Regions from separate parts of the Homo sapiens genome. Here all the other regions are linked to region 5. A link is a loop called in an ENCODE intact Hi-C map of the cell type or tissue named here. Cell type or tissue: heart left ventricle. All regions are shown on one strand. Links, peaks and the distances in the headings refer to the core of each region. The heading gives the core; the rest is flanking DNA.

Region 1 (4,651 bases), core at 234-4,233, 150 kb after region 5:
TCAAGGGTGGACGCCATCAATTAATAAGATACTATAGTGTGTAAAGTTCTATAGTAGGGAAGAGTTCAGTGTTTGGGAGCTGGTTAATTTAATTTTGGGTATGGAAATCTTTTCTGAAGGCAGTGACACCTCAGTTGATATTTAAAGGATGAGGAGTTTGCTGGGGTGTACCTGTAGAGAAGATTCCAGGCAGCAATTAAGATAAAAGGAATTTGGACTTTATCGTCAGAACAATCAGCAGTCCTTGAAGGATTTTAAGCAAAGGAGTGACAGACTCAGAATCATCCTCCCACCTTCACCCCCCAGACAGAAAGCCAAGTGGAGATGAATTGAAAGGGGAAGCACTAGAGACTGGTGGGGCAGCTAAGAGGCTGTTGTGGGTATCCTAGCAAAAAGATGGCAGTGGCCTGAACTAGGTTAGAGTTCGTGGAGCTGAAGAGAAGTGAGCTGACCTTGTGATGTGTACGAAGTAGAGCTGGCGGGACTTGACTGATGTATTTAGCAAGTGATGAGGGAGAGGGCAGTATCAAGAATGTTACCCAAGGTTTTGTCTCCAGTGACTAATTGGAGCATACTGGGGCCATTCCCCAAGGCAGGGAACACAGAAGGAAGGGAGAGATTCAGGGCAGGAACAAATGACGGGTTTTGGAATATGACGTATTTAGGTACGGATGAAACACCCAAGTAGAGACGCCAAGTTGCCAGGCCTGACTATCAGTAAAGGAGTTTGAACCAAAGTTACAGATTTCAGACTCATTAACCCACAGATGGAAACAAATGACTCAAAATGGATAAGATCCCTCTGTGCGCTTAGATTGAACAAAAGAGAAAAGTGCTTAGGACAGTGGGAATAAAATAGTTATAATATTTAAAAAGTATATAAAAATATAATATTCTATAAAATTATTATCAGTCCCAAATATTTTATAACAGCCTTATATTTAAAACCATAGGGCATAAATCAACATAACTGTAAGTGAGAAAGTCTTTTTCTTTTTCTTTCTTTTTTTTGTAGAGACACAGTTTCACTATGTTGCCCAGGCTGGTCTCAAACTCCTGGCCTTAAGTGATCCTCCCAACCTGGCCTCCCAAAGTGCTGGGATTACAGGCATGAGCCACTGTACCCAACCAAGGAAGGCTTGATGGCAGTTCACATACTTGCCTTTGAGAATGCAAAGCATTAAGTTATCTTACTGTTTAAAAAGAAAAGGGAGAAAGTTTGGAAATGTTCAGACTAGATAGCTAATGTTTAAGTTAAATATAATAAACACATATTCTTTATCTTGCCATTATGCAGTTGAGTTCCTTGCAATTTTGAGAAGGGCAAAAAGCTCTTCCAAAGTTGGTTTAAAAAGTTATCTCCCGGCTGGGCACGGTGGCTCACACCTTTAATCCCAGCAGTTTGGGAGACCGAGACGGGCGGATCACAAGGTCAGGAGTTCAAGACCAGCCTGGCTAATATGGTGAAACCCAGCCTCTACTAAAAATACAAAAAAAAAAAAAAGTTATCTCCCAAGGAATGTAATTTGTAATCATGAGACTATGTGTGTTTGGCATAGGAAACTGCAATTATTAAAATATTTATTGTGGAGAGATGTTTGTTCACCTAAAATTTAAACTTTGATTGTCATAGGAAGTTAAATTTGCTCATTAACTTCATAATTAATCTAGTGCTGTTGCTTTGTTGATCTTGTTTTAATGAACCAAATCAGAATTTTCAAAACTCTATATTCCCTTGCAAGTTAGAAACATATCAGCAAAACTTCCTCCTTGCAAGAATTATTAATAAACTGATGATTCTAACTGATTCACCTTAAAACATAAACACAAAAAGGTGGCAGTAATTTTGAAGGAAGATGGCCGAAGTGAAGTTTATTGGGTTTGACTACCATCTAGTGACCAACCTGAATTATTGGTTGAACTGAGGGTTGGATTTGAGATCGCCATCTAGTGCTCAGAGTCCAAGATGGCAAGTTTCCATTCTTGACTGGAAAACCAAGGTTAAGGCAGGAAAATGGAGTGCCTTGGATAGTAAAATTCCTCTAGGAGAGCAGAGGACAGCCTACCCATTCTGGTTTACTCTTTTACTGCAATGAGATTTTTTTTTAAAGTTACCTCTTTTACAAGTCAGTATTGGTCCAATAAGTCCCGAAGCTACATCTCTTGCAGTGTCTATATGGGAATGGTAAATTCTTGTCACACAATTACTGTCATTGGGGCCAGGTCCCTGATGTTCTTCTACATACCACTTGTAGGTATATTGTTTCCCTGGCTCCAGATATTCATCTTCCTTTTGCAGGCCTGTCGTATTATCAGGATAGATAGCACCTAGAAAACATATTCTGCACTGTGGTTACAGTAAATATTGGATAACACTATTTTGAATGTGACTCGGGCTTCCTCCATTATGCTACTTTGTATTTCTCAAAAAGTGTGCATTTCTCCCCACCATTTCCCAGATTCCTACCTCCCTAAATCCCCTTTAGTTGGCTTCTACCTGAATGCTCAGCTTGGCTGCAGTTTTTAGACTAAATTGGAATGAGGCAGGCAGTATATAATAGGCTATCATCACTCTTACTGATGGATTCAACAAATATTTATTTTGCACCTACCATGTGCCTAGATCTCAGATGCAGAGGTAACCTCTGGACTCCCGAGTTGCCCTCCATATTTTCTTCATTGCCAGTCAGACTTGGGACCCAGGGCATCCAAGGGTGTCCCTGTTACTTCCAAGTAGCCCACTGCAGTCCGAAGGTGGCCCATGCCGTTACTCTGAACTATTACCTCAGTTCTGACTTTGGACCGTTGCTCTCCTTTCTTTCTTCTTCTCTGGCTAAAGTGTTGCCTCAGATCCTTACCCCTCGTGGCTGGATCCTGCTAACTATGAATAAAATTCCTTTATTCAATAAAAGACTTTGAAACATGAGCAGCCTCTGATTCTCTATTCTTCTTTTGGGACCCTCCTGTTCCACACTGAACATGAAGAAATTATGACTGACTGTTTTGTACTTTCTTCCTGCCCAGCGGCCCAGCTGGAACTGGCTCCAGTCATGGTCCAGTTTCCTGAGTCTGTTTCAGTCCAGAGGATTAATTCAAGGCCTGTTTTCTAGTTCTTCTTCATGCTTCCCTGACGGAATCATCAAACCTCAGTTCAAGTTTTGAGAGTTGATTAAAAAGTAAAAAAATAAAGCAAACTCTTGTTAACATTTTTCACATTATATGTCTATAATATAGACTATTTTTCTTTTTTTTTATAGACTATATTTAAAGGGCAATAATCATTGCAAGATGGTCATGTAACATGGCAAAATAATGATGACAGATGAAAGGAATGGCATATGGGATTTCCGCTGCCCTGTATTATCATAGAGCCTCTGTTGGAAGGAGCACGTATGCTATAGGTGGTACTCTTATCAAGTTGGCCTAAAATTCCAGTTTTCTAAAGATTTATGCCAGGCCTTTTAAAAACCATATTTCAAACACTGGGAAAAAATATCTGTGTTCTACTAAAGACAATTCCAAACTCTGTTTTCCTAGCTTTCCTTGTTGTCTCCCAAAAACTCACAAAATCCTATTTGTTGGCTTTCTCTTCCCTTCCTTTTTTTTTTTTTCCAAAATCATGATGTATCTGTGACTGTAGCTGTGTAGGAGAGAAGAGTCTGCCTGGAAAGTAGTGATTTCTCTTGATACTGATATCTTCCCAGAGGGTGATCCTCATCTACTAGGAAATGGAAATGAGGTGGGGGCAGAACAGGATTTCTGCCAACCTAACATTTAGCTCATGAGTGTTTCCTACAAAACGAAACAAAAAAACACCTTTTTTTTCTTTTCTGGTGAGTAAGGGAAAAGTGTTTTATTTCCTAGGAATTGCATAAGGGCTGTCACTCAATTAAGATGAGAAACTAAAAAAGGACTGTCTTGGGTATAAACTTTAAATACATCAGAAGTAGAGTCTGCATCCACTCTAAACTCCACGTAGCTCAGAATGCTGACCAGTCCATGATTACCTGGCTTTTTCTAATGCAATGTGCTCATACTCTCCATAAGCAAAACTCAGGAAAGAGGATCTGCTTACCTTCATTTTCTTTGGAGTAGGTGAGCCCATGAGGATGATAACTATAAGCTCTTGAAGCATTATTTTTTACATGTACATAAATGAAGTCTCCAGTCTCTGCTTTAATCATTGGACCTAAAAATCCCAACCAGGATGGTTTTTCAATGATCCTTTGAAATGTATTATCAGTATCAATATTGAAAATACAAAGCCTTTTTAAAAACAAAGCTCTTCCTCGCTTGACCTCCTTGTAGAAATTCTCTATAAACAAACAAAAAAGACAGAACTTTAACAAATGTTGACTGGAAAGAAACAAAGTGTTAAATAAGCTAAATGAAAAGTCAGAAGCTCAACAGCCTAATTTTGGCAGATAAAACCCAGAGGCTGGAGAAAATGTGATGGGAGTCAAAAACAGGTATAATTGGTGAGAAGAGTGTTGAAATACTGAATGAAGAAATCAAATACAAATGTAGTAAGTAAAACATGTGGCATTTTGGTTTAAAAGACATGCCAAATTCTTTAAACTGAACTGTGTCTATGTTTCTAACCCCACTTTAAGGTTACTTTAGCATTCAAGTAGTCGATCAGTTCCCATGA
Region 2 (4,651 bases), core at 426-4,425, 360 kb after region 5:
CACATTTCATTAAAAAAAATTTTGAGTCAATAGGATCTGAAATATTTGGGCTTCCCAATATAGGTTGTCTGTGGGGGCTGTCTAAGCCTCCATGTGGAACCTGCCCTTGGCATGAATTGAGGATAACTCCTCCAAATGACCAACTGACCATCCAAATCATGAGGCAGTGTCCATCAAAGGACCAGCTGTGCCAGATTGTAAACCAAGGCACCTAGCACGGCTGCCCTGGGCCAGGGTCGACCACATGCTGGGTAGCCAGCAGAAGGATTTCTTGTCTTTGATTTTTTTGTTTTGTTCTATTTTGTTTTTTTGAGGCGAAGTCTCGCTCTTGTCCCCCAGCAGGCTGGAGTGAGATGATGCAATCTCAGCTCACTGCAACCTCCACCTCTTGGGTACAAGCAATTCTCCTGCCTTAGCCTCCCGAGTAGCTGGGATTACAAGTGCTTGCCACCATGCTCGGCTAATTTTTTTTGTATTTTTGTTAGAGACGGGGTTTCACCATGTTGGCCAGGCTGGTCTCGAACTCCTGACCTCAGGTGATCTGCCTGCCTTAACCTCCCAAAGTGCTGGGATTACAGGCGTGAGCCACTGCGCCTGGCCGATTGTTCTGTTTTTTAATCAGCTCCCAATTTTTAAAAATTCAGAGAGAGAACATTTTTTCCCCAAGAAATAAAAAATTAATCTGGCACCCCTAGCCTGCATTTTGGCACAACAGCACCCTTCACTGGGCCTGGCTGAGCTCCACAGGGCCCACCCTGGCTGCTCTACTCAGTTAGGGTCCCTTCCCTGCCCCTAAGACCATTGAGCTCATGCCCCCTGCTTCAGACTCTTGTTTGCTTAATGTTATGTTCTAAGGCTTTGGAGCATCAAACAATAATCATTTCTTTTTCTTTTCTTTTCTTTTTTTTTTTTTTGAGGTTATTGGGGGGTCTCACTATGTTGCCCAGGTTGGTCCCAAACTTCTGGAACTCCTGAACTCAAGCAATCCTCCCCACTCAGCCTCCTGAGTAGCTGGTGCTACAGGTGCTCACCACCTCACCTGGCTAATCATTTCTCCAAAATGAGGTATTTGCATTTTGTCAGACAAGAAGCAAAAACTGCAGACTAATTTGGGGAGAACTAAACTGCTGAAGTTCTGAATTATTTTCCAAAGGCTCACGCATTCCCCTCCAGGCCCCAGCTCCTTCGGGGACACGGGGCTTCTGTGGAGCACTGCAATAGGGAGCATTGCATAGGAAGCCCTGCAGGTGGAAAGGCCTGTGAGGCAGACACAGACTGGGCCACCAGCTGCTGGGCTGAATCCTCTGTCCTCTCTACAGTCTGCTTTCTGTCATTTATTTTCCCGGTTCCTCTCTCTCTTCTCTCATCTGCATTATATCTTTCTGGAACATTCCCCAGAGGCCAACTGCACCATTCTCTTCCCTTTCCTCGGGTAGCAAAACCAAGTAGGAGATAGGAGAAGCAGGATGTGGTGGCTGCAGAGATAAAGCAAGACAATAAGCTGGAAAGAATCTTGGATCACCTGATTCATAGTTTCTTGGTAAAGCCGAGAAAATGGCTCTCCTCTGAGGCAGAGCAAGACTGAAGCTGAGCTCCAAAGGCCTGCGCTCTTTCAAATAAATTAGGCTAAAGGAGAGCCGGGAAAAGTGAGCCCTGGAGCAAAAATAGTAAGAACCCCGGCCTGGGTTTGTTTTCAGGTCACAGCTTCTTCCTCCCAAACCCGAGATTCCCAGTGGCTTCTTGGCAGCATGTCGGTGGCTGGTCAGCATCTCTTGCCCTCTAATCCTTCTAAAAAATGGATCTCTTGGGGCGCAGTGGGGGAGCAAATTAATTTTGTCAACTCGTTTATGTTAAGTACGTATTTTATTAAGAGCCTTTTGTAAATCTTGGATTTGACTCAAAGGAGTGTCTTTAATAATGAGACCAAAGGTAGACTGATGAGGATATGTGTTGGGTAGGCATGTATTTCACCATCCTTAAAGCATATTAGATAGATCAAGGCCCGCCCCACCCACAGGCAGGGCCAGATGATCAACCTCCCTGTTTTGAAGAAAGGTCTTGGTCAGGTCCTAATGCGGTCTGTGTGTTGTGGTCAGCACTTCTTCCCGTGCCTGGCTCATCAGTGCCCCCTAGAGACACCTCCTGAGTGAGCGTTTCTGGGGACTCCCTCTTGCAGAGGTCCTGCAGGCCAAAAGCATCCCTAATCTACCTCCTCATTCCTTGGAATGACAGCCAACTTGAGGAATATTTTAGAAAGACATTTCCTTTAGAGAAATGGAATATATTGAAAGAAAAAAAAATAAAGTATGGAATTTTATTTCTTCTTTTTTCCAGATGTTTTCTCCCTAAGCTCCTATTTTTATTCTACTTCTACATATTTTATTTTATTTTTATTTATTTATATTTTGAGACAGAGTCTTGCACTGTTGCCCGGGCTGGTGTGCAAGAGGTTGGCGCGATCTCGGCTCGCTGCAACCTCCGCCTCCTGGATTCACGCGATTCTCCTGTCTCAGCCTCCCGGGTAGCTGGGATTACAGGCGCCGGCCACCACGCCCAGCTAATTTTTTGTATTTTTAGTAGAGACTGCATTTCACTATGTTGGCCAGGCTGGTCTCAAACTTCTGACCTCTTGATCTGCCTGCCTTAGCCTCCCAAAGTGCTGGGATTACAGTAGTGAGCCACCACGCCGGCATCTTCAGTAAATATTTTCTATGCTTCAAAATCCTCTGCTACAAAATGGATCCTGGCAGTTACTGTCTCTCATAAGGATGTTGTAAGTTCTAGGGGAAGATTTTGCAAGCATTTGGTGTAAGGGAAGTACCAACTAAGTGCCTAGGGTATGGAGGACACATAGATCCTCAATAAGTACTTGCTGGATGGATGAAGTAAGTGAACACCTAGGAGAGGAAACGGGCTTCCATATTTATCACACTCAATCCTCACAATAACCCTGTGAATTCAGCATTAAACTCCTCATTTTATAAATGAGGAAACTGGGGCTACTGCAAGTTAAGTTTCTGACTGCCACTTCCCCCACTCCCTTCCCAAGCCTAGCACAGGCAAAAAATAGAGGATATTAATTTTTAAGAAGAAAAAACACTTCAGGTAATCTCTATTCCTCCTTACTAAGGAGGAATGTCCATGCCCTAAGGACATGCTTTGGCCAACATAAGCACCTACATGACCCCAGGACACACCATGTGTGGAGACAGCTGGGATCTGATGGTACCTGTCTGTCTCCAGAGCCCAACAGAAAGGGAGATCTTCAAGCTGGCAATTGGTGAGTTAGAGGACATATGATCTCAGGCCTTCTTATCTACTCTTTCAAGGGAAACATTTGCAGTGTATGCTATATACATTTCTTTAACCATGTGAGCAGAATATGTGCACTGAGCAGCTGCGAGGGAATTAGCCCGTTGAATTTTTTCTCTCCAGAGTTATGCTCTCTGTATTTGTGGAAAGTAAGTGTGTGTGAGGATATGATAACAAAAATACTATAATATAATAATGACATTGATCAAGTGCTTGTTAATGTCATGGGAAATTATCCAAACCTTGGGAACAGGAAAAATAATTCTAGGTGTCCTATCAGTGAGGCACTGGGGATTACTAGCAGCCTATCCCACGTGGGGATGATCTGATTTTCGAGAGGTGTGTGCCTTTACTAATTAGGCTATCTTACATATTATCTGTAAGGCAGGTACTTATTAATGAGCCTTATTTTACAGAAGAAGAACTGGAATAAAAAAGATTAACTTCCCAAGATCATGAGGGAGGAACCAGAACTCAGATCCAGATCCATCTGCCTGTAATCCATACCTTTGACAACAACACAGTAGTGTCCTTCTTCACCATTTATTCACTTAGACCAGGTAGAGTATGCCCATAGCACAAAAACCGCAAAGGAAGACTCCCTTATCTGATTCCAAAGTCTGCCAACTTCCCTCCTCAGAGGTCCCCACTATTCTCAATTACTGTCTCCTTCCAGAGATATCCCAGGACTTTTGCCTATTTACTGTAAATAATACCAATTTTGAAGTGTCTACCCTCTAATGTACTCAACTTGGTCTCAAGAATCTTTCTTTTCTTTTTTTCTAGACAGGGTCTGGCTCTGTTGCCCAGGCTGAAGTGCAGTGGTGCAATCTCAGCTCACTGCAACCTCTGCCTCCTGGGCTCAAGCAATCCTCCCACCTCAGCCTCCTGAGTAGCTAGGACTACAAGCACACACCACCACCCCTCACTAATTTTTGTATTTCTTGTAGAGATGGAATTTCACCATTTTGGCCAGGCTGGTCTCGAACTCCTGGGCTCAAGCGGTCTGCCAGCTTTGGCCTCCCAAAGTGCTGGGATTACAGGCATGAGCCACCAAGCCCGGCCTTTCTTTCTTTTAACATTTTGTGTCATGAAACCCATGATAAATTGAAGTTATTCTATGCTGGCTTTTTGACTGATCATATCTCTAAGAATTTATTCTAGAGAATTTATCATTTTTAAGACTTCCCAATGTGAAATAACTTAAAGCAACATGACGCAGCATGTATCTTTCTTCCTGTGATTTATCCATAAAATGTGCCAAGACCCCCCTCCTTCATAGAATCTGTTTTTCTCTGTGACAACCTGGACTTTCATGAAGACAACTCAATCTGCCATA
Region 3 (4,651 bases), core at 232-4,231, 170 kb before region 5:
ATTTAGTCTAATAATTTTTAAAAGTTTTTTTGTTATGTTTTGTTTTGCTGGTAACCCTTTCTTCAGACAAGAGCTTATGATGAAGTCAAATATATAAAATAGAATTAAAAACTGAAAGGGTAAGTTGAAACAGAGGTGAGGATCCCTTGCCCCCTCGCTGCTCATTCTCCATGAGGCACCTCCAAGGAGCACACTATTAATTACTTTAGAGATAGAGAAACTGAAGCTCAGAACACATACATTGCTCATTCTGGAACATCACCCATGAATGACAGAGCCAATGGAACTCAGGAGCCTTCACCCTGTCCCGTCAGTCTTGCCGCTTCCCTCACTGGTTGCTCCTCACTGCCATTTTGAGCATTATGTTTAACTGATATCCTTGATCTAGCAACTCTGCTCCTACCAAAAAAAAAAAAACGGAAGCAGAATTGAAAAGCTCAATTGCCTGCCATCTGTGTATATGTACAGCCCTTGTGTCTCCAGCCACAGTTGGTTACTGAGACTAGCTCAGAACTGAGCAGGCTCAGAGCTACATTAAGCCTCTGTTCCTCCAAGTCCATTTGAGATTTTTAATTTCAAATCAGAAAAACAGTGCCTACATCAGTGTTTCTCAGGGTGTAATCTAAGAATTTTGTGGATACCTCTCGCTCCAAAGCCCCCTTAGGAATTCTTGAGTTTAGAAGATATTTTTGGACAAGGTATAGTGAACCAAAGCTGGAACCTAGAAATAGATGTCCTATGAGAAAGAAAGCTTATCAGTTCTAATTTAAAAGTTAGAAGTCCTTTCTTTAGTACATGATTGAGAGTTAAAACCAATACTGGAAAAAGAAATGAAAAAAGCGACCAGATTTATGCAGATAAATTTGCATAGGCAGTTAAAAATAAAATAAATATTTTAAATAAAGTAAAATAAGCAACACCATATATACCTGATGAGAAGCATCCCCTAAAATATCACTGACATGTTTTATCTGAATTTATAGCCAAGAGATGGACACAGGAAGACTGCTGTAGCTCACAAATGAATTCTCTCTTTCCTCTCTGCCTCCCATCTCCTTCTCCTACTTTGTATTAAAGCTTTTCTTATGCAAAAGATCCAGGACATAGAAGAAAACAGAAAATTTCATTAACAAATTTTCTAAAATAAAACAAAATACAACCTTAAAGGCCATTGGGACACTAAGTAACATCCTGAGCTGTATATATGCAAGATTATGGGTTAGAGCCCACAGAGAAAAGTCACAAGAGACCAGAATGGAAGAATGATTTCTGGAGAGTCTCATGAAATATAACTCTCCCTTTATATGGAGGAAAATTGTTTCTATTGAATCTATGATTTCTAGCAAACCCCACACAGAATTGTGCATTGGTATTCCACAATTAAAACCAATTTTAATTACTTGAAGCTAGATATATAGAGCCTCTCAAAATGTTCCTTGTAAAAGAAAATTTTTCCCTTGACATAGAAAAAAAAATGGAGAAAACTGACATATTTTCATGTCCCTTTTAGATCTAAAATTATTTTTGGGGTTTAGTAGAAGAAATATATTAAACCCATCACGATTTGCTCATCATAGAGCCCTGGATCTAGTACATAAAGAGATGTGACTGTTACAGGAACAATTCGAGTTGAGGAGGCATTGATTTTTCTCACATTTGGGCTTGAATAACCAAAGAAATTCCTTCATGTCCCCCTATAACCACCTGTTCACATCTCAGTTATTTGTCAGCTGATGTTGTAATTTTCTGTTACTCATCTATATTTCCCACGACATTCTTAGCAAAGGCAAGGGCTGTATCTCATTTATGATCTTGGAGGGCCTAGGAGAATGCTTGGCCCTCAAATATTCAATAAATTGAGTAGGCACTTAATAAATGGCATAGAAACAGAAGCATAAAAGTGACCAGACGAACCCATTGCAACACCCGTTCCAAGCTCTGAAATGCTACTATTTTTACCTGTTTTTCTGGATTCGCAAAAGGCTAAGTGTAAATCCCAAAGAAAGTCTGGGTCCGAAATTTCAGAAAATATGGCCAAGTAAGAATTAGAACTGTGGAAGGGGTTCTAGAAACACTGGGTGAAATGAATGTATCCTCAATGGTATTTTTTTGCTTTTTTTCTTTGCTAGTTTATTTCATCAAAAAGATCGGAAGCCTAAAAACAGCATTGTTAGGGAACTGGCAGCTCAAGACAAAGAAGCCGAACCAGAAGAGGGCACTCTTACCACAGAGATTTACAGCTAATGGTTTTTTTTTTTTTTTTTTTTTAATGTTTGCCCCTCAGCAGGGCCAACAGAGAAAGCAGGACATTCTTTCCTAAGGAGCTCATAACTCTCCCAGCCAAGCAAGAAGGAAAAGGCAAAACACCAAGGGTGAAAACTTAGCAGAGAATGCCAAAGGCAATGACCGTGCTCTCTGACCATCACACGCTGGAGGCAGAGCTTTATATGGTTCTCAAAGGATTGTTTACCTCCTCCTCACTAAACCTTAAAAAAAAATGTATTCCAAAAACGAATTACACCAAGCCAACCCACATTACTCAGTCTACGAAGCCAACCCACATTCTGGCCTGTACTGCCTTTCAACTCTTCCTATTTCCACTTGCTGGAATAAATCATTTCACTCTAGGGCCAAAACAGGTTTGATTTCATCTGTCAGAGGCCTGTAACATTAAGCGGCAGTGTGGTGCTTGTTAGAGGAGGAGCACTTGTATTCTCCCGGATCCCCTGTGGAACCGCCTGGGCTTCTGAGCTAGGGAAGCAGATAAACCCTGTCCCTGCCTTCACCCTTCTTTGGGGACAGTTATAGGCTGACGGTCTGAACTTTGGGAGAGACAGGACTTCGGTTATCCCTCTCCACTGAGGGCTGCCACCGCACACAATTGATCCAGAGATTGGGAGATGGGTAATCCATCTCATCCTGTCCCTAAAGCCCTGTCTTCCGCAGTCAGCTCTGTTTGAGGACTTCATTTGTGTACTGGTCCAAAATGTGCCCTTCTCCTAGCCTGTGTATGACTAGGAGACTACTTCAACTTCCTTGCCCACAATTCTTCTCATTGCTTACTCTAGCCAGACCGGCCTCTATGTTGTTCTTTGAACACAATTGTGTTCTTGCCTCAGGGCCTTTGCACTTTGATTGTCCCTCTATCTAGAATTATATTCTCTCAGATACCACATGGTTCACCCTCTCGCTTTCATTCAGGGTTATGCCCGAATGTCATGCCTTCCCTGAGCACGCACATCTACACTAGCACCCACAGTATTACACTCTATCCCGACACTGCTGTATTTTCTTCATAGCACTCCTCACTGCCTAACGTTGTTATAAATCTAATCATCTATTTCTGTCAACTCCGCAAAGGCAGAGACTGACTTCTATTTGTCCACAATTGGATCTGCCGTGCCTCGACACAACGGATGTTCTCAGTAAACAGAGAATTAATCAATTAAAATATATCTTTCAGCCCCTGGGTTCCCTCTTCCAGCTTCTCAGGTACTCCTCATTCACTCCAGAATTAAACTAAATCCTATGGCGTGGCATTCAGGGCTCTGATCAGACCCTGTCCTCCCTTTCTGGCCCTGTCTCCGATTGCACACCCTCCACCTGCAACGTACCCTGGAACTCCAGTCAAACCTGGATTACCATCCACTTTCATGCCTGGATGCCTTTGCTCCTGCCCTTCATTCCCTCACCACTTGCTGAAATCCTCCTAATCTCTGAACACCCATCTGACACGCTCACTCCTCACAATGAAGAGGCATTGTCCCTCCCATCCCAGCCACAGACAGTTCTTCTGTCCTCCAATGCCAGTTTGTACATCACTTGTATGATGCCCTCTGTTACAAATTATTTCTCTCTCTAACTTTCTCTGCCAGTAGACAAAGTAGAGGAACAGGATAATTCGCTCTTTTAACTTCCACACATAGAGCAGGGGCCTCGACACAGATAACCTCAGAAGCTAGGCACAAAGTAAGTGAGGTGCATGGCTGGCTTCATCAGCTCAGGCTGCCATAACAAAATGGCACGGACTGAGTAGCTTAAACAACACAAACTTATTTTCTCACAGTTCTGGAGGCTGGAAGTCCAAGTTCAAGGTTCCATCAAGGTGAGTTTCTAGTGGGGCCTCCCTTCCTAGCTTGTAGCTACCTTTTCACTGTTCCCTACAAGGTCTTTCCCCTGAATGCATGCAGAGAGAGAGCTCTCTAGTGTCTCTTCCCCTTACCCTCGTGACCTCATTTAACCTTAATTGCTTCCTTGAAGGCCCTATCTTCATTCAAATCAGTCACTATGGAGGTTAGGGGTTCAACATGTGAATGACAGGAAGTGAGGACACAACTCAGTCCTCAACAATAGGCAAGGCAGGACTCAAAGGAACTGGAGGGGAGTCCCCCATCCATAGGGGGAGCTGCTGCTCAGCTCCAGCACATGGTTCCAGGCCTGACATGCAAGCCCACTATTCCTAAACCGCCAGTTTCACAGAAGCTGGAACTCTGGATGATTCCTAAATCAAATTTCTCATTTTGAAATGAGAGTCAGTAACTAATTAAAACATTATTTTTAACAGTGTGAGCAAAACAAGCCCTGTCCACAGGCAGGATTCAGCCTGGGGACCAAGAGTTGGTAGTTTTTGAACTCCAGCAGTAGTACTGGG
Region 4 (4,651 bases), core at 381-4,380, 210 kb after region 5:
TACTCTCAGTTTGTTTATTTTTAAAGAACACAAAGTCATCAGGAAAACGTTCATGGATTCTTGCCATTGATAATTCAATTTACTTTTCAAAAACTCCCTCCATTATTAGGGTCTAATGTAGGACTATTTTAATGATGACACAGCTCATTCTTTAATAATCATAATTACAACAGTCACTGGCTATCTACTACATGTCAGTCTCTCTCCTGGGCACTTTATATATATTTTATCTTTAAAAGTAAATGCCATTATTCACATTTTTCACATTAGAACACTGAGGCTCAAAGATACTGAGTAACTTGCTGAAGGTCTCATGGAACAAATGACAGAGCTTAGATTTACATGCAGGTTTGTCTGAATAGCCAAGTCTCTGCTTTTTTTTCATGCTGTCCTAATGCCCCTTCAAGCTAGAAAAACATGAGTGCAGACAGAAAATCTGTTCTAGAAAACAGTAATGCCACTGAAGATCAAATAGCTTAAATTGATATGCAGGGTTCATGAGAACATACTGTTTTTACAGGCCAGTGTCCCACAGACTTTCATTAGGACTAATTTCCTGCATTACTGAGGCTGCATTGCTGAGCAGCTTATTGAAAACAGAGCTATGTCCCAAATGCCAGCAGATTACCTGCCCCTTCACCCCCATCCCTCTTTCAAATCCTACACCCAAGATTAGCAGAATGATTTTTCCATTATTCATTACTTCTACTAGTTACAAGGTAAGTCTCAATTACAACTCCCCCTTCTCTCCCAAGTCTCCAAATTCATACTTACCATGATGCCTGAGAAACAGATTCCTTCAAAATACCACACGTAGTTGGTGAGTTTATTGCTGGATGCATAGGAAGTTTGCCCATTCGGGAAATACAATAATATGTTCACGATTATACTCCAAAGTGCAAGCGGAATCAGCAAACAACTTAGGCAGCCTCCACACTTCCGAGACCCCATTTTGCCCTGCTTAGAACCTGCGGGAGATTTCAAGAGTATACAGTCACAGAAAGTCTATTTTTCTTCTTCCTACCTGACCTTTTTTTTCTCTCTCTCTCTCTTTTTTTTTTTTTTTTTTGAGATTACCTACCACTTCCAGGGTCAGAGCCCTTCACTTCATATTCATGAGGAGACGGGGAATTGGAATATACCCGCAGCCGACAATCTCAGTGTGAAATACTGGTTTACTGTTTGGAGAACAATAGACAATGATCAACAACTGAAGAGCTGAGCTGGTCTTCATCCTGTGCCAAAGGAATGCGGTGTTTTTCACTGCTTTTTAAAATAAGTAATTTTCCTCTGGATTAAAGCACCGAAGGCTTAACCCTGACCTTGTGTTAAGAAGGAAGTTGGGGTGGGAACTGGAATTGAATGCAGCAAATTTCATCCAACAGTGGAGAGAGGGTTAAAGAGAAAACTACCAAGGAGGCTTATATTTAGAGCTTGATAGGTTTGTTAAAATATCCTGACTTTACCCTTTTTATGTATCTGTCTTTCACCTAGTGTGCTTTTTGTGTGCACACTATTCACCAAGCTTTGTTCAAATTGCAAGGGATAAGAAAGGACTGAGAAAGTGACTGGTGGATGAGAAAAACAAAATATCTTGGTTAGATCAGTACAGCTTTCCTTCCAAGAGTTTGCATCTATTATCTCTACCTCTCTGAAAAATCATAACAGAAATAAAGGCATATTTTTCCTACTATTAAGAAAACAAAGGTAGGGCTGGCGCAATGGCTCAAGCCTGTAATCTCAACACTTTGAGAGGCTGAGGCGGGTGGATCATCTGAGGTCAGGAGTTCAAGACCAGCCTGGCCAACATGGTGAAACCCCATCTGTACTAAAAATACAAAAATTAGCTGGCATAGTGCTGGGCACCTGTAATCCCAGCTACTCTGGAGGCTGAGGAAGGAAAATCACTTGAACCTGGGAGACGGAGGTTGCAGTGAGCCGAGATCGTTCCACTGCACTCCAGCCTGGGTGACAAAGTAAGACTCTGTTTCAAAAAAAAAAAGAAAGAAAGAAAGAAAGAAAGAAAGAAAGAAAGAAACTAGCAGTCCAGGTTCCAAAGAGGTTTCTTGGCACCCCCTTGTGGATATGGTTTTTTTTCCCTCTAGTGCTTTTGATCTAAGTGCATCAAAAAATCTGGGCATTAGACGTTTTTTCCAGTCACATAGAAGCAGCATAAAATCATATTTACTAGAGTTCCTGGGATGATTGGGAAGAGAATAACATTGTTGGTTGAGCATTCATTGAGCATCTCTTATGTGGCAGGCACTGTGCTTGATGTTTTAAAAGGTTCACTCTGGCTGCTGTGTTGTAAATAGGTGGTAAAGGGTGTGGAGGAGATAGAGATGAGTTCTGAAGCCATTTCCACCATCCAGGTAAGAGATAATGATGACTCGGATCATGATGGTAGTAGCAGCAGAGGTGGTAAAAGGAAGCTGGATACCAAACACCGCATATTCTCACTCATAGGTGGGAATTGAACAATGAGATCACATGGACACAGGAAGGGGAACATCACACTCTGGGGACTGTTGTGGGGTGGGGGGAGCGGGGAGGGATAGCATTGGGAGATACACCTAATGCTAGATGACGAGTTAGTGGGTGCAGAGCACCAGCGTGGCGCATGTATACATATGTAACTAACCTGCACAATGTGCACATGTACCCTAAAACTTAAAGTATAATAATAAAAGAAAAAAAAAAGGAAGCTGGATTTGGGATATATTTTGAAGCTTGTGCCAACAGGATTGGTGGCAGATTGGATGTGGGTATAAGAGAAAGAGAGAAGTCAAAGACGACATCATTTGGGCCCGAGAAACTGGGAGAATAAAATTGTCATTAACAGAAATGAGCAAGTCAGCTGAATGAGCAGGGTTGGGAGAAGAGGAATGATATGGTCAGTTTCGAATGTGCTAAGTTTTGAAATACCTTTTAGAAATCCAAGTGGAGATGTCAACTAGGCAGCTGGATATACAAATATGAAGTTCAAGGAAGAGGTCTGGGTGACATATAAATGTGACAGTTGTCAGCATATAAATGGTATTTAAACCCATGAGACACTAAGGAAATGCATGTTGATAGAAAAGAGACCCAAGGACTAAATCCTGGGCAGCCCAGGACTGAGTTTAGGGACATGAGAGGAAGGCAGAAAGGATACTGAGAAATGGCCAGTGAGCCAGAAATGAAGATCAGGAGCTTATTCTCAAAGGTGACTTTCTAAGAAGAAGAAGGCGTGATCAACAAAGTTAAATGCTGCCAAAGGGCACATCATACGAAAGAACTGAGAATCGGCTATTGGGTTGAGCAACGTGGAGGTCACTGGTGGCCTTCATAAGAGGAGCTTTCTTGGTGAGTTAGAGATGAGATGAGAGTCCATCTGCAGTGGATTCATGAGAGAATGGGAGGAGAGAAATTGGAAATAGATGAGGTAACTCTTTTGGAGAGTTTTGCTGTAAAGGAGGGCAGAGAAATGGGGCAGCAGCTAGAGGAAAAGTAGAAGTCAAGGGACAAAAATTAATGGAAAAAATGGTAGCATATTTGTATACTGTTGTGGGAAGGGGTATGAGGGAGGGTAGGTAGGTATTTACCATAAAGGAGATAAAGGAGAGGATTGCTGGCACAGGCTCCTTGAGTAGGTGAGAAAGGGTGGGAGTGTGTGAACAGATGGAGGAGCTTACCTTAGATAGCAGCAGGGCAGGTCAGTGTCAGCAACAGAACAGAAGGAGAACATAGCAATGGGCTTGGAGGTGGTTAGCGGGAACTTCTGATTATTATACTTCTGTTTTCTCAGGGAAACAGGAGGCAATTTTATCAGCTGAGAATGAGGATGGGGAGAGGGTGTTAAAGGTTTAAAGGAAGAGAGGAGAAGTTCAAACAGTTGGCTTGGAAAGTGGGAGAATGAACAGACTAGAGAAATGTGGCAGGTGCTGAGGGACCACTTGAGTCTGTGACCGTGAATGGATAGTGAGACTGGACAGGAGACTTGGGTATTTTTCCTAGTAAGGTTCAGTGGCAGAGGTGTAGCCAGCAAGTAGGAAGAAAGCTGGAGTCAACCAGGATTGGGACTTTGCCAGGCAGATACCATGAAGAGAGGGATGGGCAAAGGATTCAAGAATGTATGCAAGTGAATGGTTATAATGATGGACTGTGGAACTTAAGCTGAGTAAGGAGGGAAGTAAGGACGTGAGGGAGTGTGAGAAATAGTAAAAGAGGCACTGGATTTGTAAATTGTGTGTCCCAGTGTGGCTGAAAAATTACTGGTTTTAGGTAACACACAGAGTGAGCTAGAAAGAGAGGAAGTAGTGATTGAGAAGTGTGATGCTGGAATTTGAGATTTTAGAGATGTTTCAGGAATAGGCGAAGAAAAAGTCTGGAGGTGTGTTATGGGCTGATCATGTCTCTCCTAAATGCACATGTTGAAGTTCTAACCCCCCATAATCTCAAACGTGACTGTATTTGGATAGGGCCTTTAAAGTGATGATGAAGTTAAAATGAGGACAGCATGGTGGGGATAATCCAATCAGATTATAAAAAGAGGGAATTTGGACACACAAAGAGATTCCAGGGGTGCAAAGAGAAAAGACTGTGTGAGGACACAGTGAGAAGTGGCTATCTGCTAGCCAAAGAGAGAAAGGCCCCAGGAGAAACCAATCTG
Region 5 (4,651 bases), core at 415-4,414:
CACAATGGAAATGGATTGTTTTAAAATCCAATTTTGAGCAGGTAAGACCTCTGCCTAGAGTTCTAATGTCTCCATACTGTCCTAGGCACACAGTCCAAGTTGCTCAGTCTGGCTTTGGGTGGCCCTTCTCCCTACTTCCACCTCTCTCCCTGTTATCCCTTTACTCTCCCCGGCAAAGGTTTGTTCTGTTAACTCCTCTCTGGTCCCTCGGCCTGTGATACCTCTCCCAGAGGCCTTGGGCCTGCTTGTACGCCTTGCCAGCTTCCACCTTACAGGTGCCCCAGATTTCTGCTCGAACTTCAGTGCCTCTGGATAACTTTCCCACCCATGTGCTTCTGCCCAAGGCAGCAATTGTAACATGATGTGTTGTTGGTTTGCTTGTTAGCCCTTTCCAGATTGTGAGCTCTGGATATACTAAGTCCCATGCCACAGTAAAGCCTTAACGACTCCCGACAGAGAGGCAAACGGAAGGGTAACAGTCGCACCCACCCCACCCCTGGTGGCACCAGGCCAGCCTTGGGGGATGGCCACATGTGCCCACGTGGCACAAGATCAGGCCCCAGCCTTGAGCACAGTGCAGATGCCGAGCAGGTCATGCGCATCCGGAGCACAAACACTACTATTTCCAGGGAGCTTCCAAAATGCACCCTCTTCATTCGGGACTACACTTCCCTGAAAGCTCCACAGGGCTTTGCTCTGGGTTTCAAAGCTTTTCTTTCATCCAGACTACAGAGGCCAGAATTAATCCATATCTTTCCCTTTGCCGAGGGAACCAAGGCAGCCCCCGCCGGCTTTCTCCTGGCGAAGGTGTCTGCGAAGCCTCTCTTAGACTTGACAGTTTGGCACCTCATGGTGTCAATAAAGTTCCAAAAATTGAGACTTTGGATGGAGTGGAAAAGGTAGGACTCTCCACTGCAGCTGCTGGATTCTCCTGTGTCAAGCAGAGGCAGGTGAATAGAAAGGGATAGGAGACCCTATCTATCCCCCAAGTCTTTGCCTGCTCACACTGGCTTGAAACGTTTCTTGTTCTTTAGGGGTCCCAGTGCCCTGGGAGCCACACCTTAGGCACCTGCTACACAAAATAAGGTAGGAGCAGTGCAGCCACTGGCTGTTCTCTGTCTCTAGGGAGGACACCTATATAGGGCCCCAGCCTTCCCTTTTCTCTTGCTCCTGGATCTTCAGTCCTCAAATTCCACTCAGTTCCTGCTTCAGGAACTATTTCTCCCAGTCTAGGTTCAAAGATCCCTTCCCACCAGCCTGAATCTTCAGCCTCTGCCCTCCAACTCTGATATCCTAGCTTCTTTCAGACTACTTTTCCTTTGGACTCTGGCATCATCCGTTGTTACTTCATATAGAGAATGTCACACCTCTGGTGTCCCATTAGTGTTAGTGCTACAAGTCAGCCAGGGGCTTTCAGAAGCCTACCTGGAAAGCATAGTTCTGTACTTGGGTCTCAGTTTCCCCACTTGGTATGAAGGCCCTTGGATTCAGGACAGAGAGAAAGAACGTGTGGAGATAAGTGGTCTTGGCAATTACCTTCATTGGGCCTTAGTCCTCTAATTTGTTAAATGGGAACCATTATCCTTAACCAGAAAAATCAGCCTATATTTTGTCCCCATCCATCAGATTTTCCTACCCAACAGTGCAACTTTTTCCTTCTACCAGGGGGGAAATCAAAATCCTAGGGTATATAGGAGAGGAACCACCATTACTATCCAGATACTCTGGCTAAGGTTAGTCATGCAGCTGTGTTTGGCAGTTGCAGGCATCAACCAGGGTCATGCTTGGGAGCTAGAAAAAAACCCCTGGAAGCTATTAGTGAATGGTGGTGTTCCTTATAATGGGAAGATGTGAAGATGAGGCCACTCTGGGGGAGGATGCCCTTGAGAGGAAGTGGAGGTAGGTGGACCAGTCAGGTTCCAGTTCCACAGCTATCAATTACTCTCTGGGTCTCCGTTTCGCCTTCTGTATGATATGTGTATGTAGGGGAGGGGTGTTTTGGGGAGGGGAGTGGTCATTGGCACCTTTTTCCTGTGTTAAGAGTGGTCCTACACCAAGAAAATTAGATTATTTGTTTAGGTTCTCATCAGACCTCCAGATGTCGCTATTGACTAACAGTATTCGTCTGAAGAGCTATTTAGTCTGTTTAGAACTTGAGGACATACTTACATATTTTTATACACATTAGTTAGAAAAGTGAAACAGCACCTTAGAGTAAGGGCTTCGATATAGTCAGTGCTCTAAGCACAGAAAAAAGGGGTCTATAAACTCAGCGGTTCCTAAACTTTGTTGCAAATTGGAATCTTTAAAAAATACTGACTTCTGTGTCTAGAAATTCTAAGAGGGGTTCTGTGTCAAGGATGCAATGAAAGATAGTGGTAGGAAAGCTTGGTTGGAGGTTGGAGAGAGACACAGGCCAGATAACACAGGGCCTCACAGGTCAACCTAAGAAATTTTACCTTTAATCTCAGTATCATGGGAAGCCACTGGGATGTTCTGAGTAGGCAAGTGGCACTATCTCTTTCTCCCGCTCTCTCATATTTTAAATTCTTGAACAAATATTTATTAAGTATCTACTATGTAGTTAGGTACATATAGTGAGCTTTACCTTTAAGTAGCAGTATAATTTGGAATAATTTTCTTAGTCATGTGTCTTGTGGTCTTTTAAAAAAATTCTACATATTTTAAGTATATAAATTTATCCTTATAGGTATATGCATGTAATGTTCAACATATGCATATACCTATAAACCCATCACCAAAATCAAGATACTGAACATATCCATCACTCCCAAAAGTTTATTTGTGCTCTTTTGTAATCTCTCCCCCTCTCTCACACCTCTGTCCCCCATTCGGACCCAGGCAGACTACTGCTTTCTGTTACTATAGATTAGTTTATATTTTCTAGAATTTCATATAAATGGAATTATATGGGATGAACTATTTTTTTGTCTGGCTTCTTTCACTCAGCATAATTATTTTGGGATCCATTTATGTTGTTGTGTATATCAATAGTTCATTCCTTTTTATTGCTGAGTAGTATTTCATCGTAGGGATAAAACACAATTTGTTTATCCATTCATCTGTTGATGAACATTTGGGTTGTTTCTGGTTTTTGACTATTACACATAAAGCTCCTATGAATATGTGTTCACAAGTCTTCTTAAAGACAAATGTTTTTACTTCTCTTGGGTAAATACCTAGGAGATGGAATGGTTGGATCATGTGGTAGGTGTATGGTATATGTTTAATGTTGTAATAAACTACCAAATAGTTTTTACAAGTTGTTGTACCTTTTGGATACCTACCAGTAGTGTATGAGAGCTCCAGTTGCTCCCCATACTCATCTACACTTAAGATAGTTAGTCCTTTTCATTTTAGTCATTATAAGTTTGTAGTGGTTTCTAATGGTGTTGTTGACTTGCATTTCTTAAATAATTAATGATGCTGAGCATCCATCCTTTCGTGTACTGATTTGCCACTATGTATCTTCTTTAGTGAAATATGTTTAAATCCTTTGCCCATTTAAAATTTTTTTTCCATTGTAGTGTTTAAAGACAGTTCTATGTATTTCTGGAAACAAGCAAATATTTTCTTCTGGTCTTGTCTTTTCATTCCCTTAGCAGTGTCTTTCAAGAAACAGAAATGTTCAATTTTAATGAAATCCAATACATATTATCCTATATATATATATATATATATATATATATATTTTTTTTTTTTTTTTTTTTTTTTTTTTTTTTTTTTTTTTTGGAGACGGAGTCTCGCTCTGTCACCCAGCTTGGAGTGCAGTGGCATGATCTCGGCTCACTGCAACCTTCACCTCCCAGGTTCAGGCAATTCTCCTGCCTCAGCCTCCCGAGTAGCTGGCATTACAGGCGCACACCGCCACGCCTGGGTGATTTTTTGTATTTTAGTAGAGACAAGGTTTCACCGTGTTGCCCATACTGGTCTTGGAACTTCTGAGCTCAGGCAATCCCCCTGCCTCGGCCTCCCAAAATGCTAGGATTACAGGCATGAGCCACCGCGCCTGGCCTATAATATATATCAATTTTTTTCTTCTCTGCATTGTATTTTTGGTGTTGTATCTAAGAAATTTTTGTCTTACTCAAAGTCACAAAGATTTTCTTTTATGTTTTCTTCTAAGAAGTTTTAGGTTTTACATTGTCTACTACCTATTTTGAGTTAATCTTTATATGGTGCAAAGTTTCAAAGTTTACTTTTTGCATATTGATTTTTAATTGTTTTCATGAATTACTTGAAAAGACTATCCTTATTACACTGAATTGCCTTTGTACCTTTGTCAAAAATAATGTCAATATATTTTTTATTAAATATAGTGAATTATATTGATTGATTTTTTCCAGATGTTAAGCTAACCTTGCATTTCTGGGGTAAACTCTTCTTTGTTAATATATTATTCTTCCTATATATTGTTAGATTTAATTTGATAACATTTATTTAGAATTTTTGCATCTGTTGAGGTACATTGGTTTATAGTTCTCTTTTCTTGTGATGACTTTGTTTGGCTTAGTCATCAGAGTAATGCTGGCCTCACAGAGTAAGTTGGGAAGTATTTTCTTTTTTAACATTTCCTGAAAGATTCTGTAGACTTGGTATTTTTTTTCTTCCTTAAATATTTGGTAAATGG

The links. Hi-C counts contacts between places; a loop is a spot of excess contacts. Peaks named below come from ENCODE experiments on the same cell type or tissue, not always from the same donor. Only the 100,000 strongest peaks of a DNase experiment are listed, where the experiment ranks them.
Region 1: a loop joins it to region 5, with 13 times the contacts of the local background. A loop is called at or near these places in 106 of 110 quality-filtered maps.
Region 2: a loop joins it to region 5, with 3 times the contacts of the local background. A loop is called at or near these places in 61 of 110 quality-filtered maps.
Region 3: a loop joins it to region 5, with 5 times the contacts of the local background. A loop is called at or near these places in 75 of 110 quality-filtered maps.
Region 4: a loop joins it to region 5, with 5 times the contacts of the local background. A loop is called at or near these places in 16 of 110 quality-filtered maps.

The regions. Positions count from the first base shown.
Region 1 is chr3:149,271,388-149,276,038 of GRCh38, forward strand. It overlaps the pseudogene CPHL1P. Among named protein-coding and RNA genes, the nearest start is that of TM4SF18-AS1, 11 kb to the right of the region's middle. In heart left ventricle, for the core only: a CTCF peak has its summit at 1,934 (motif pointing left); no DNase peak of the experiment used is centred there; H3K27ac peaks cover 997 bases.
Region 2 is chr3:149,478,467-149,483,117 of GRCh38, forward strand. The region is part of intron 2 of TM4SF4 (transmembrane 4 L six family member 4); the gene reads left to right. Among named protein-coding and RNA genes, the nearest start is that of TM4SF4, 6.1 kb to the left of the region's middle. RefSeq lists an enhancer at 1,936-2,230. In heart left ventricle, for the core only: a CTCF peak has its summit at 2,138 (motif pointing left); a DNase peak (open chromatin) is centred at 2,105; H3K27ac peaks cover 1,139 bases.
Region 3 is chr3:148,953,453-148,958,103 of GRCh38, forward strand. It overlaps LOC107986045 (a long non-coding RNA gene), which reads left to right. Exons shown (of 3, transcript XR_001740565.2): 3 at 2,130-2,636. Among named protein-coding and RNA genes, the nearest start is that of GYG1, 36 kb to the right of the region's middle. RefSeq lists an enhancer at 4,059-4,560. In heart left ventricle, for the core only: a CTCF peak has its summit at 2,203 (motif pointing right); no DNase peak of the experiment used is centred there; H3K27ac peaks cover 841 bases.
Region 4 is chr3:149,332,432-149,337,082 of GRCh38, forward strand. It overlaps TM4SF18 (transmembrane 4 L six family member 18), which reads right to left and starts at 1,205. Exons shown (of 6, transcript NM_138786.4): 1 at 1,082-1,205; 2 at 775-968. The coding sequence starts at 951. It overlaps TM4SF18-AS1 (TM4SF18 antisense RNA 1), which reads left to right. Exons shown (of 2, transcript NR_186251.1): 2 at 1,073-1,321. In heart left ventricle, for the core only: a CTCF peak has its summit at 2,074 (motif pointing left); no DNase peak of the experiment used is centred there; H3K4me3 peaks cover 1,223 bases; H3K27ac peaks cover 2,474 bases.
Region 5 is chr3:149,118,374-149,123,024 of GRCh38, forward strand. No RefSeq gene overlaps it. Among named protein-coding and RNA genes, the nearest start is that of HPS3, 8.9 kb to the right of the region's middle. In heart left ventricle, for the core only: a CTCF peak has its summit at 2,101 (motif pointing right); no DNase peak of the experiment used is centred there.